Linked DNA regions of Homo sapiens: all the other regions are linked to region 1. A link is a contact called in ENCODE Hi-C or POLR2A ChIA-PET data. All regions are on one chromosome and are shown on one strand. The core of a region is the stretch at or near the end of the contact, and the rest is flanking DNA. Distances in the headings are between cores, read along the strand shown.

The links. Hi-C counts contacts between places; a loop is a spot of excess contacts on that map. ChIA-PET counts read pairs that join two places held with the same protein, here RNA polymerase II (POLR2A). Pooled maps may share reads with other maps.
Region 2: a loop to region 1 is called in a map of ascending aorta, with 6 times the contacts of the local background. The contact joins the promoter of ZNF787 here to the promoter of JOSD2 in region 1. A Hi-C loop is called at or near these places in 2 of 168 maps with a recorded cell type or tissue (ascending aorta and naive thymus-derived CD4-positive, alpha-beta T cell) and 9 of 50 pooled maps.
Region 3: a loop to region 1 is called in a map of naive thymus-derived CD4-positive, alpha-beta T cell, with 31 times the contacts of the local background. The contact joins the promoter of U2AF2 here to the promoter of JOSD2 in region 1. A Hi-C loop is called at or near these places in 1 of 168 maps with a recorded cell type or tissue (naive thymus-derived CD4-positive, alpha-beta T cell) and 6 of 50 pooled maps. POLR2A ChIA-PET finds 5 or more read pairs at or near these places in 1 of 52 experiments (B cell).

The regions. Positions count from the first base shown.
Region 1 is chr19:50,508,569-50,513,151 of GRCh38, reverse strand. JOSD2 (Josephin domain containing 2) reads left to right here and starts at 1,961. Exons shown (of 5, transcript NM_001270639.2): 1 at 1,961-2,035; 2 at 2,704-2,866. The coding sequence starts at 2,721. It overlaps ASPDH (aspartate dehydrogenase domain containing), which reads left to right. Exons shown (of 7, transcript NM_001114598.2): 3 at 141-225; 4 at 342-491; 5 at 572-792; 6 at 862-1,016; 7 at 1,379-1,549. The coding sequence ends at 1,422. LOC124904747 (a long non-coding RNA gene) reads right to left here and starts at 1,734. Exons shown (of 3, transcript XR_007067300.1): 1 at 1,681-1,734. RefSeq lists enhancers at 767-1,356, 1,660-1,779, 2,274-2,780, 2,781-3,288 and a silencer at 1,980-2,109.
Region 2 is chr19:56,119,090-56,123,672 of GRCh38, reverse strand. It overlaps ZNF787 (zinc finger protein 787), which reads left to right and starts at 2,378. Exons shown (of 3, transcript NM_001002836.4): 1 at 2,378-2,501. LOC124904772 (a long non-coding RNA gene) reads right to left here and starts at 2,063. Exons shown (of 2, transcript XR_007067348.1): 1 at 1,741-2,063; 2 at 1-153. RefSeq lists silencers at 1,882-2,251, 2,342-2,461, 2,472-2,551, 2,842-3,161, 3,242-3,291 and enhancers at 1,896-2,611, 3,039-3,333.
Region 3 is chr19:55,652,798-55,657,380 of GRCh38, reverse strand. It overlaps U2AF2 (U2 small nuclear RNA auxiliary factor 2), which reads right to left and starts at 2,346. Exons shown (of 12, transcript NM_007279.3): 1 at 2,228-2,346. The coding sequence starts at 2,276. CCDC106 (coiled-coil domain containing 106) reads right to left here. Exons shown (of 5, transcript NM_001370470.1): 5 at 4,220-4,583. RefSeq lists enhancers at 1,521-1,600, 2,551-3,220 and silencers at 1,961-2,100, 2,311-2,360, 2,451-2,500.

The sequences.
Region 1 (4,583 bases), core at 712-3,211:
AACAGGACGAACCCATTCATCTCATTTCGCCTCCCAGGTCAGGGAGAAGAAGGGCAGCCCTCAGTAGACTCGGAGGGAACCTTGGGGAGAAGAGGCCTAATACCTCTCCAAGACCCTCCGCCCTCTTTCCCCTCTCCCAGGCGCCCTGATCTGGTTGTGGAAGTGGCCCATCCCAAAATAATCCATGAATCTGGGGCACAAATCCTGCGCCATGCCAATCTCCTGGTAAGCCCCACCCCAACCATTTACGCAGAGCCCTGCCCCTTCTGTCTTGGTCTCACCCCACCCTGAAGTGGATATCCTTCCCTGACCTCAACCCTCCCCTCCTTCATCCACCCCAGGTGGGGTCCCCCTCAGCTCTAAGTGACCAGACCACAGAGCGGCAGCTCTTGGAGGCCTCACAGCACTGGGACCACGCCGTGTTTGTGGCCCGAGGGGCCCTGTGGGGCGCTGAGGACATCAGGAGATTGGATGCAGCTGGGGGCCTCCGGGTGAGGCCTGCTGGGCTCCCCAGGAACCAGGGGAGGCCTGCAAAGACCCCACTCCCCCTAACCCGGGCTCTTGCTTCCAGAGCCTTCGTGTCACCATGGCCACACACCCCGATGGCTTCCGGCTTGAGGGACCCCTGGCTGCAGCCCACAGCCCTGGGCCTTGCACTGTGCTCTACGAAGGCCCTGTCCGTGGGCTCTGCCCCTTTGCCCCGCGAAATTCCAACACCATGGCGGCGGCTGCCCTGGCTGCCCCCAGCCTGGGCTTCGATGGGGTGATTGGGGTGCTCGTGGCTGATACCAGGTGAGCAGAGCTAAGCAGGGTGTTGGGCTGAGTCCAGGCTCTCCAGACTGACTGCCCCTCTTGTCCCAGCCTCACGGACATGCACGTGGTGGATGTAGAGCTGAGCGGACCCCGGGGCCCCACGGGCCGAAGCTTTGCTGTGCACACCCGCAGAGAGAACCCTGCCGAGCCAGGCGCGGTCACCGGCTCCGCCACCGTCACGGCCTTCTGGCAGAGCCTCCTGGGTGCGGCCAGGCCCCTCTCCCCCGGCCCTGGGCTCCTGTGTTCTGCAGAGCTTGGGGGTCCCGGGCTCTCACTAGTTCTGCAGTTCTGGTTCTGTATTTGTTGACCTTTCTTTCTTTCTGACCTTTATTTCCTTAACCTCTCTCCATGACTTTGAATCCTGGCACTGTAGATGTCTCCATTTGTGCCCGCCTCTGATCGAGACTCTCTCTGTCTCTGTCCACCCCCAGGGCTCTGTCCCGCTCTCTCCGGGTCTTCCTCCACCGCCCCCCTGCCCTGTCCCCTCCTCCCACCACTGCCTCCCCCAGGCGTCTGTCTCCTCATCTCTCCTCTGTCTCATTCGCTCATTCCCCTCTCCCCGCAGCCTGCTGCCAGCTCCCCTCCAGGCCGGGGATCCATCTCTGCTGAGAAGCCTCCTCCCTCCCGAGACAAGATCATCTGCCTGGCCTCTCACCACCACCATCCCACCCCTGCCCTGCCCCACTTCCCCAGGGTCTCCCTTCTGACTCAGTAAAGATCACCGCTGCCTCCCCCCGCACCGCCTGGCGTCTCTGATCCCTTTCCCTTGTGTGACGTCACGCTGCGTCTGCGCACCGCGCATGACGCCATCGCCGGGGGCGAGCACCCATGAGAGCGCGGCGCCAGGAAGCTATCGCGAGAGCCTACCTACTAAGTTTCCTAGAATCTCTGAGCAGTAGTGGGCGCGGCCGTATGCGAAAGAAGGGCCTCTGAGGCGCACTTCCGGGACCTGCCGCGGAGCCCGACGGAAGTTGTAGTGCGGCATTTCCTAGGCCCGACGGCCGACTTCAGGGCCACGCGGCCCGGGCGTTCCGTGTGGAGCAGGAGTCCCGCGGGGCCCCACGGGAGTCGTAGTCCGGCGCGCGGGGATCACCGGGAGCTGTAGTCCGTCCCGCCTGCCCAGTCAGCGCGGTGTTGCCCGCCCCGCACTCGGAGCCCAGAGCCGCCGCCCAGGAAGGGGATGCGGAAACCCCTGGCTCGGTGGAGCGGAGAGGCAGGCGGGGTGAGGGGCGTTGCCAGGCAAAGGGCGAGCGCCGTGGCTGGGGTGCGGGTCGGCGAAGGGCTCCATTCCTTGGTGTCCGGGGAGGGGGCCTGGTTGCTGGGTGATAGGAAGAGGAACTCCTGTTGCTTAGTGACTGGGGAGGGGGCCCCGTTGCCAGGTGACAAGAGCAGAGAGCCTCGCTGCTACATGACCGGGGAAGGGGAGTCTTCTGTTGCTAGGAGACCAGAGGGGACCCTATCACCTAGAGACAGGGGAGGAGGATTCTCTATTGCTAGGTGCTCGGAGGACAGACTTTGTTACCTAGTGCGGTGGGGAGGGGGCTTTGTTGCTAGGTAACCACAGAGCGCCCTGGTTACCTAGGGACGGGGAGGCAGGTTCCTCTGTTGCTAGGTGACCATGATAGGGACCCTTTTACTTAGAGACCTGGTGAGGGTGGTTTTCTGTTGCTAGGGGAGCAGAAGAGACAGCGTTTTTCGTAGGAATAGGAATAAGGGATGGAGGGACGTGTGCTGCCAGGAGACTGCCAGGGAGCGGGGTCAGGGGCCCAGTGTCTTCCTGGGCTGCTCCGAGTCCCAGCTCAATCAATGGCGATGCCCCAAAGGCCTGCTGGGAGGCTGGACCTCTAGATCCCGGGCCCCTGAGGACCTTCTCCCCCTCCCAACCCCCAGCAGGAGCCGAGGACGGCATGTCCCAGGCCCCGGGAGCACAGCCGAGCCCACCCACCGTGTACCACGAACGGCAGCGCCTGGAGCTGTGTGCTGTCCACGCCCTCAACAACGTTCTGCAGCAGCAGCTCTTTAGCCAGGAGGCTGCCGATGAGATCTGCAAGAGGTGACCGTCACCCACCCCAGCCCCTGGAGCAGCAGAGCTCTGGCGGAGTGACCCACCTGGGTCTCGCCGCCAGGCAGGCGCTGAGCCTTGGGGGCTTTCTTCTGCTCCGCGCTCACTTGCCTAAGCTAGACGCTGGGACTCTGGGGAGATGTTGCCTCCTGTGCCTGTCTGTCCCTGTGGCCTCAGCCCCAGCCAGACCTCAATCCAGTGGTTCTTTCTTTTTTTTTTTTTTTTGAGACTGAGTCTCACTCTGTTGCCCAGGCTGGAGTGCAGTTGCGCGATCTCGCTCACTGCGAGCTCGGCCTCCCGGGTTCATGCCATTCTCCTGCCTCAGCCTCCCGAGTAGCTGGGACTACAGGCACCCGCCACCACGCCCGGCTAATTTTTTGTATTTTTAGTAGAGACGGGGTTTCACCATGTTAGCCGGGATGGTCTCAATCTCCTGACCTCGTGATCCACCCGCCTCGGCCTCCCAAAGTGCTAGGATTACAGGCGTGAGCCACTGCACCCGGCCCAGTGGTTCTTTCTTTAGAGACAAGGTCTGGCTGGTCTTGAACTCCTGAGCTTAAGTGATCCTCCCACCTCAGCCTCCCCAGTAGCTGGGATTACAGGCTCACCCAGCTTCAGGCATCTCTTATCTGGGCCCTGTCACAGCTCTCCAGTCCATCCTAAACACGCCCCCGCCCTACTCAGGGCCCTCCTCATAGCGGAGGCCGAGCCTGCCTCCGCATCTTCAGCCCTCACGGCCCCCCTCAAACCAGACTCTCCACTCCCGTGAGCCCTTCTGTGCGGCCTCTGGGCTTCCAGGTACTTCTTTCTGCCCGGCATGGCTTCCTTCTCTGCCAGCATGGAATGTTCCTCTTCACTATTCACAATGTCCAACATCACTCTTTGGCCGGGCGCAGTGGCTCACACCTGTAATCCCAACACTTTGGGAGGCTGAGGCGGGTGGATCACTTGAGGTCAGGAATTCCAGACCAGCCTGGCCAACAGGGCGAAACCCCGTCTCTACTAAAAAATAAAAATAAATAAAAAATAAAATTAGCTGGGCGTGGTGGCACATGTCTGTAGTCCCAGCTACTCTGGAGGCTAAGGTGGGAGAATTGCTTGAAGCTGGGAGACAGAGGTTTCAGTGAGCCGGGCAACAGAGCAAGACTGTCTCAAAAAAAAAAAAAAAAAAAATCACTCCTTTACCATCTCTCACTCCCTCCTCTCTGTCCCCATGTCCCTGGCCCCAGCTCAGGCCTGACCCTCTCCTGCCCAGCCTGCCCATGGCCTCCAGTCTGTCCCTGCCTTCAGTCCCCACTTGATCCTAGAGAGTCTTTCTACACCTGGAGATGGCCCTGCCTCCCCTGCCTCTTGCTCCAAGCCTCCTCCGGCTCTCGGACATCTTAAGAGTCCCAGCCCCTCAGACTGATTATTATGGTATTTAGTCATCTCCTCTATCATTCGCAACAAGGACCCATCAGCTCTTTCATACAAAAGCCATGCTGGAGACCCTGAGATGACTCAGACACAAGTGCCAGCCTAAGGGTGGTGAGGGAAACACACACACACACACACACACACACACACACACACACACACGAGCGTTTTCCTCCCATGTCCTGCCTGCCCAGGGTCCAGATAGGGAACAGAGGTGCAGCTGTTCAGAGGCAGGGCCCAGAGACAAGTGGTGACAGGCGGAAGAGCCTTCCTAGGCAGGGGAAGAGCTGGA
Region 2 (4,583 bases), core at 1,129-3,628, 5.6 Mb before region 1:
CATGTTTCTTAAGAGCATTGGCTCGGAAGAGGCCTGTATCGCTTCCATCCCATCCCATTGGTGAGAACCAATCACAAGGCCACACTTAGATGCCAAGAGGAGTGGAAAACAGAATCCATCGATGGGAAGCAGCATCCCAAGAGTGATTTTGTACTGCGGAAGGGAAGAACAGATGTTAATTGTCAATTAAGCCATGTCGGCTGCAACCCATCCCATGTTTGGGAAACATCCTGGTATTGGTTGGGTTGCCTTAAGGGAGAGACTCAGAATTACCAATGGTTTCAGTGAGTTAGAAAGTGATTTCTCTCACATAAAATCTCAGCTGGCACGGAGCCTCTTTCACGAAGCCATCCAGTGTCTAGCTGGCTCCCTGTGTCTTGTTTCTCCTCCATCCTCAGTGTTGGCTTCCATCTGGTGTGCCAATGAGCTGTTCTCGATCTTGCCGTTGTCAATTTGACCAGCGAAGAAGGGGAATGGGCTGGAGAGGGAGGAGGCTGTCCCTCCCAACAACCAGGTCACTGCAGGACACCCACTGAATGATCTGATTCAGAGGAGCACAAGCACATGACTTTTCTTATAAACAGGTTTCCTCGTGTAGAGTTTGTACCCTAATAATTTGTTTCTATTGCTGTTATGATAGCACTTCACTCTCTTTTTTTTTTTTTTTTTTTTGAGACGGAGTCCCATTCCATCGCCCAGGCAAGAGTGCAGTGGTGCGATCTCAGCTCACTGCAACCTCTGCCTCCCAGGTTCAAGCCATTCTCCTGCCTCAGCCTCCCGAGTAGCTGGGATTACAGGTGTCCGCCACCACGCCCAGCTAATTTTTGTATTTTTAATAGATATGGGGTTTCACTATGTTGGCCAGGGTAGTCTCGAATTCCTGACCTCCTGACGTCTGCCTCTGCCTCCCAAAGTGTTGAGATTTACAGGTGTCAGCCACTGCACCCGGCCACACTTCCTTCTGTTCTAAGATATATTTAAAAATTTACCTTTGTGATATTTCTGAAGGAGGGACACAGATATCCTCCTATTGACACACACAGTTAACACAGCACTGTTCACCCCACCCCATGGAAAGATGTTATTAAATCAATAATATACATCTTATGATTGATGCTCACTGAGCTTTGAGGGTATACAGTGGCCACAACAATAGACTTATATGTAACACTGCTAATAGGTAATAATAACCACCATCATTTTTGTGAACTTACTATGGGCCAGGTATTGAACTAAGCAGCTCTTACACATATTACCTTGCAGGTTATCTTATTTTTTCCCATTCCACAGATGAGAAATTGAGGCTGAGAAAGGTGTTATTCCACCAGTGAATTATAGCTTCTTATCTTTTCTGACTACCAGTGAGGATGATAACAATTATAAGCGATAAGTCATCTGCCACTTAGGTGAGAGTCAGCCAAGTACAGAACAGAGGAAGGACCAGAAGGACCAGCCTACAAGGACACTATGGTTTGGACAATTATTTTAAAATATGTGTTTTTTGCAAGAATACCAACAGTAACAGCTAACACCCAGTGCGTCCTTACTAGGTGCCTACCTAACGCGGGGGAAGTAGTGGATTCTCAGGGCTATGACACGAGGCAGTGTGTACAGTCAAGGGTTAAATACACGAATTTAGAGCCAAACTCCATGGGTTCGGGCCGAGGCTCTGGCATTCCGGGTGTGTGACTTTTGGTAGGTGATTTGACTCCTCACCTGCAACATAGGGATAGGACCTACCATGAGGCCCTAGTTAGGACTAGGACCTAGTGCGTGTGAAGCACTTGGAGGCGCACAATGTATTTTCATCACTTCAGAAAGGAGGAAACTGAGGCCATGGCACCTGAAGCGCAGCACTCTCTGTCCAGTAACTAAGGAACCCGGGGTCTCTGTCCAGTAACTAAGGCACCTGGACTCGGGCCACTGGGAGGTGCAGCGGCAGAGAAGGGGTTACCATGATAGAGACGGTAGGAGGACCCGGGGTGGCACGAGCGTCCCTCTCCACCACTTCACTCTCCTCACGGCGGGCCCGGGGACCCGGCCGCGCAGGCGCGAGGAGCCCGGGTTGTCGGGGGGGCACCGCCCTAGACACCCGGAAGTCTCCGCCTAACGGGCCCAGCCCGCACCTCCTGTCCGGGAAGGGGGCGGGGCCGAAGCCCCTCGGCGCGGGGCGCCATAGAGCATGGACGGAGGACCTGCGTCCTAGACACTTCCGGAAGTGGCTCCCTCAGGCGCCCGCCGGGCACCACAGAGCTGGGGGCGGTGGCCGGGATAGCGGGCTCGCCTTCCTAGAGCGGCGAGGACAGGGTGGCGGCCCGGGGGGCAGGGAGTAGGGAGAAGGGGGGGAGCGGCGCGGGCGGAAGCGGCCGGGAAGGTCACTTCCGGCCTGGGCGCCCGTCCCCCTGACCCCAGGGTCTGAGTCGCCGCTGCCGCCGCTGCCACCATCCGCGAGGCAGGAGAGAGGAGGAGGAGTGCGGCGCGGCGGCCCCGGGACCAAGGAGGTGAGGGGTGGGGGCGGGGGCCGTGCGCTGGGGGCCAGGTGGGCGCGCGCTTCGGGAAGCTGGGCTTGGGCTGGGGGTGGGTGGGGAGACTGGAGGGCGAGCGCGACTGGGCGGCGGGCGCGCGTGCGCGCTGCTGGGGGGGCGTGAGTGGGCGCGCGGCCGGGGTGACGCGGGCGGGGGGAGTGCGCGTGCGCGCCGAAGAGCTGTGGGAGGGGACGCGCGCCCGGGCGGCCCGCGGGCGGCGAGCGGGGCTGGAGGGGGGGTGCGCGTGCGCGGGTCCGGGTCCAGGGCGCGCGCGTGCGCGTGGCGGGGGCAGGAGCGGGGGCCTCGGTGGGGGTCCCTCTGCTGCGGGCCGTCGGGGGTGGGGCCGCTGTCCGTCCCCCCGAAGTTCCAACTCCGCCGGTCGTGGCCGGAAGTGGTGGCGACTTCGGGGGGAAGTTGAGGCCCAGGTGGGGGAAGGGGCCGCGCGGTTGGGCTGGCCTGGCCGGATACCGCGGCCCCGAGGGCACGGTCTCAGCCCTCGGCCCCCCCAGCCCTTCCTTCCCCTTTTCGAGTCAGCCCGGGTCCCGTTGCTGCCCCGGGCGGGCTGCGCGTGGCCTTTGATCAGGCGGGTAATTACGGGGATTCTGGCCGGCAGGAGGCCCATTCATTCGTCCTTGCTCGGCAGGCGGGGAGGAAGCGCGTCCCCAGCGGGGGAAGTGACTGGGCCAAGGTCAGCCACCGCGTGGCCCACGGGGCAGGGCGAAGGCGGGGACTGGATCGGGTGGCGACTCCTGAGGCCTCCCTCCCCTGTGCCGAGTGGATCAGAGTGGAGCCCCGCCCTCCTGACACCCCACCCCGACCCCCAGTCCAGGGAGCTGACCCCAATTCATGTGGATGAGTGCTCTGGGACCTGCAGAGTCGCACAGAAAAGTGACCCACAGACACAGAAGGCAGGAGTGAGTGGAGGCAGAAGTTTTTCCAGTGCCAGGCCCTGTGCCGGGCACTAGAGACAGGGAGCAGGGAGATGAACAAGGGCTTGGAGTCTGGGTGGAAGGCAGAGACTGAGACCCGGGCGACAGAGTCGCCATCCAAGGTGACCAGACCCCTGATGGAGAGGTCTGGGGGCTGTGGGAGCCAGGGAAGGCATTTTGACCCAGCCCAGTCCGGGGGATGGTCAGGGCTTTAGGGAAGGAATGGCTTGGTCTGCTCTTTGCGGTGTCCTGCTCCCAGGTCCCATGTTGCGCAGTGCTTAGAACCCATCTGGGGATCCGATTGACCCCAGCGCCGGGAAGCACAGTTGCGTTGATCCTGGCTTAGCTCCTCTGAAGACCGTAAGCCTCTTTGGCTAAACGCTGCTGACATTCACCTGCCTGCCTCTGCGCAGTCCCTGTGGTCCTCCGGCCACGCACGGCCTCAGAGAACATCCAGATCAGATTCCTGCTTGCTTATCTCATGTCTTATCCATCCATCCGGGCACCCGGCCTGGCCCCTCCCTGGTGCACTGCCAGAGTGTGTGCAGGCACTGGGTTGTATTCCCCAAGAGCTCTGGGACTGGGCAGGCCTGGGTTCAAGTCCCAGCCCCACCACTCACCTTCGTGGCCTTAGACGAGTAACTTCAGTGCCTTACTTTCCACCAGGACAGAGTGGGAGTGGTAATAATAGTATTGACCTCAGCGGGAAGGCTCTTAATGCTTTCATTTTAGAGCCAGAGCAGACCTCAACAGATGGGTGTAAAGTAAATGGAAAGGGCTCTGGAGCCAGGCCCTTTCCTGGGCCTTGGCCTTGGCACTGTCTCTTCCACTTCTGTGACCTTGGACATGTCACTTCCCTTTTCCCAGGTTCAATTTCCCTTCAGTTGTCTAAAAACGAGAGCAAGTTCACAATTCCCTGAGTAAATGTAATCCATCCAGGCGGCTGCACAGGCCAGGCCCTGTGCTGGGCATGAGGTCACACATGGTCTTGGCACAGCACTGTCCTGTGAGGGCCCAGATGAGGTGCCTGGCCCAGCCTGGGTGAAGAGAGGGATCTCAAGGCCCTTCTGTGCAAGCACAAGGTAGAGTGGTGCTCCGTGCTGGGCAGCCTGGCAGGAATCATACAGTC
Region 3 (4,583 bases), core at 1,097-3,596, 5.1 Mb before region 1:
CCGTCCTCCGCAGAGACAAAGACTACAGGCAGTGACACGCGGGCAGAGCTTCCCCTATGGCAAGAACCCTCTCCCACACACTGATGCTGGACAGGTAAAAACAATGAGAGCTTCGTTTGCTCAAAACACTGTATTGTGGTCATCTTATGGGAGCAGCTCCGCCAACCCAGGAGCCGTGCCAGGTCTCAGGGACTGCCCTACCAGCACCAAAAGGGAAACCCCGGGAGAACCGGTGAAGCACCATCTGAGAGCCTCAAAGAACCGCCCAATCAGCTCCACTTGGTCCAGCAGAGTGGAACTTGGCCTTGCAGCCAGAGCTCAGAATCAGTACCTGCTTTTCTGCTTATGAACAACAAAAACCATGCAAAAGCAACTTAGCCTTTAAGACTTGGTTTTCTCTTTAAACGAGGGTCGTATCTACTCCATCCAGGTGTTGTGTGGCAGAATGACATTTGGAAAGCACCTTTTCCTGCCCTTTCCCAACTCTGACACAATCTCTGTGAGCGGAAGACCCTCCTCTCTAAGCATGGAATTTTACAATTGCAAATATCGCTTACTGCACACCCAGTGTACGCAAAGCCACATGCCACACACTTTACATGTTACCCCATTTAATCTCAGCTCTGCCTCTGACTAGCTGAGCCCTGAGAAAGTTTTTAACTTTTCTGAGCCCTCAGTTTCCTCCCCAGTAGAGGTGGAAATCATTTTGGCCTCACAAGGCTGTTAAAAGGATCCACTTAGTAAAACATGCTAAGAGTTTAGCGAAGAGCCTGGCACACGGTAAGCGCTCAGAGTTTAACTACATCTATCGTTACTATCATCCTTTTTAATCTTCTCAAAATCCGGTAACAAGAAAATAATAATCAGTCTACAAATGGAAAAAAATATATAAACGTATTAAAAGCAGTTACTAAACGACAAAGCAGGTATCTAAACTTCCTGATGTGCTCAACTCCAAAGCCTATGCTCTTGAGCAGTCCATCAACTAAGACAGAGTCAGACCCTCAGTAAACGTTATTGCTTCCCCAGGACACTGTTTCCTAATACAGCCCCTACCCAACTCTAGCCCGGGTTCAAAGGAAAATTCCTCAGCCCTCATTTCGTCCTCCGAACGAGCTAGGAACATGGGCAGCTGAAGCCTGAAAAGAAACAAGTCTCCAATCTTCCCTGGTCCTGTATTTCTTCACAAACTGAAACACGGAGGATTTTTAAAGCGTCTTAACAACTCTCCCACTTCTAATATTATTGGAATCCCTAAGATCAGGGCCCCAGGCTTTTTGTTCTAACCCATCACAATTTTCGATACCCTGAAGGGAACCTGCCTCCCACCTTCCCCGTAAGTGAAGAGTTTAGCGCAGTGGGCCAGATCCCTCTTCCTCCCTCAGAACCTGTTTTCTTATCTCTATATTGAGATCTGAGACTGAGTATTATCAGGTGCCCTGAGATTGGGATTGTAAATGATTTGAGGTTTGTCTCAAACACTCCATATCGCGATTCTCGGGACCGCCAAAAGCCCCGCATATGCAGGATGTGTGCGTGCGGACACTCAAAGAATGCAGATGCTTTTAGGCAACATGTGCCAAACACGTTAATATGAGGCGCCCCACTACCAACAGACGGGGCAGAAACCACCTGGCGGGAGAGATCAGAGCAAATCAGCAAAAAGGAAAAGGGGTACGCGAGGGGCCCGTGGCCTCCAAGCATCCGCCGAAACGGCTCTGCCCTCATCCACGTGAAGGAAGGAAAGGGGCCCCCCCACCAAGTTCTCACAACCGCCATTTTGGAAACAAAGGGGGCGTGGAGACGCTGCCGTGGGCCCGACCGGAAGCGGAAGTGCCAAGGCAGCGGGAGAAAAGAGATTACGGGGACTAACATAATCTCCTTTTCAGAGAAACCAAAAAGATTTTAAAAAACAAAAGTTCACGTCGAGGCATCTGGCGCGCTCGTGCCGCGTCCCCCGCGCCACCTCCGCCAGGACCACGTGGGGCGCAGGGACAGCCGCCGTGCGCATGCGTCACGGGCCCGCGCCCCGCCGCCCCCTTCCCCTCGCCTAGCGCGCGGCGGAACGCTGGGGACGTCACGTGAACGAGGCGCGCGCCACGGAACCAGGGTTGGGGGGCGCCGCGCGGCCGTGAAGTGGGGGGAAGCGAGGGAGAAAATGGCGGGGGGGCAAAGAGCGACGCGAGGAGCCGCCCACACCTCCGCCCCGCGACCCCGGTGCCCTCACCTTGTTTATTCTCGTTGAGCTGCCGCTCGAACTCGTCGAAGTCCGACATGCTGAGGCGGCCGCGTAGGGCCCTGTGCAGCTTTCGCCTCGCCTTGCCGCCCGCTCCAGCCGCTTCGGCTACTTCCGCCGCTGGCTTCGGCTACTTCCGGCCGCCGCCGGCGCTTCGCCACCTCCTACCTAATCAAGCCTCCGGCAGCCCTCCCCGCCCCGCCCGGGCTCCGCCCCCTCACCCGCCCGCCCGCCCGCGAGCTTGCCCCTCCCCCCGAGCCTGGCTCCGAAGCGCCTCGGCTATCTCCGGATACTGGACGAAGGCGAAGCAGGCGGCCGCTTCGGCTGCTTCCGAAAACACCCGAACGTAGGGTTTCGCCGACTTCCCAGGTTTCCGTAACTTTTCCGAGATTATCTCCTCAACGTTCGGAGGTTTCCGTGTGTCCTCGTGTGCCACTGCGCCCAGTCCCCTCTGCGAGTTCGGGTTCTTCCAACAATTCAATCCGTCCCAGTCTTTGGCTTCTTCCACGGACTTGCTCCGATCTTCTCCGCCGGCCCTGTCCAAGCAATCGGCCACTTCCGACAATCCTAACCGTCCCGGCCTTCGGCTCTTTCCGGAGATTTCCGGATCTCGCCCTCGGGCCCCTCCTGGGATTAAGCTCGAGTCCGTGTTTCGGCTCTTTCCGGAGATGCCACTTGCTCACGCCTCCGATCAGAGAACTTCGGCTCCTTCCGCCACCGCTTCGTGAAGGCCTCACTCTCCGGGGACAGCTTCGACTTTTTCCGTGGGTACCTCGGCTCCTTCCGGCTTCGGGAACGGAAAAGGGAAGGAGAACAGAGACGAGATGGATCAGGGGAAGGGATAGAGAAGGGGACGAGGTCCTAGTTCTCGGCACCTGGCTCTCCGGGTGGGGAAAGTGAAAGAAAAAAAGGGCCGGCCTCGCGGAGGGCCTGAGAAGGTTGTGCCAGACAAAAGCAGCAAGAGGGATGAAGGGTGCGCGCGACCGCTGCGGAGGTTGCCAGCGCGGCTTTTTGCGCCTGCGCAGGGTGGAAGCCGCGGGTGAGGGGAAACAGGCTTCTGCGCCTGCGTAAAAGTCGTTCTGTGGCGCGCTCTCCCACTGCTCCCGTGAAGGGGGTTGCGGGGACCAGGTTTCAGTCCCCATTGCGCGTGCGCGAGATTTCCCTTACAACGGTGAAAGTGCTTAATCCCCAGCCGTTAAATCCGGCCACCCTCTTGGTTGTCTCGGCAACCACATCAACGCGCTCCGGCTCTTCCCGCCGCGCAGGCGCGGCAGACGGATCATCTGGCATTACTTCCGGGAGACAGATGATCTGGCGTTACTGCCCCCTGGCGGCCCAACGGAAGTATCCTCCAGACTTGGCCTGGCCGCTAGGTGGCCTCCCTCGCTAGAGGTCATCGACTCACGCCTCTCGCGCCGCGCTCCGGTCTGGGTAGCCCAGCGGGTAGTGTCCACGCTTCTTTTTACTTTTTTTTTTTTTTTTTTGAGACGGAGTCTCTGTCGCCCAGGCTGGAGTGCAGTGGCGCGATCTCGGCTCACTGGAACCTTCGCCTGCCGGGTTCAAGCGATTCTCCTGCCTCAGCCTTCCAAGTAGCTGGGACTACAGGCGCCCGCCACCACACCTGGCTAATTTTTTGTATTTTTAGTAGAGACGGGGTTTCACCGTGTTAGCCAGGATGGTCTCGATCTCCTGAACTCGTGATCCGCCTGCCTCGGCCTCCCAAAGTGCTGGGATTACAGGCGTGAGCCACCGCGCCCGGCTGTGTCCGCGCTTCTTTTCCCGAGCTCTGCCTCCGAGTTTTCTGGGGCGCAGCTGCTTCACTCTCCATCTCTGCCTCCGGGGGGCTAATTACACCGTATCCTACCCGTCCTCCCGCCTGACCACCCACCCCCTTGGAAGCCCCCGCAACCCCGTCACCGTCTTCGGGGCGACGGCCGCCCCCTCCCAGGCACGTCCCCCTCCTAGGAAGAGGCTGAGGCCAAGTTTATTCCAAATTTTCACGTCGTTTTTTAATTTAAATTATCTGAATAATTCTCTGTCTCACGCGGAGTTGGGGAGGTCTGTCCGGGAATCAGGTGGGCAGCTCCTCCGCGGGGCCAGGGCGGAGACGGGGTCTGTACAGTCCCCCACTCGAGGGGGGGGCACCCGCCTGCCTGGTTTTCCAGGAGGAAGGGGCCCGGCGAGGACAGGGCTGGGCAGCCCAAGCGGAAGGGGGTGCCGGCGTTCGGGAAGGGGCCGCGGCCGGTCCGGGGCCGTCGCGCTTGGGGGCCCGGCTAAGGGAGCCCCCAACCCAGGGAGCGAGGAGGAGGGGCAGGGGCGCGGCGGGGAGAGGGGCAGGTCATCCACC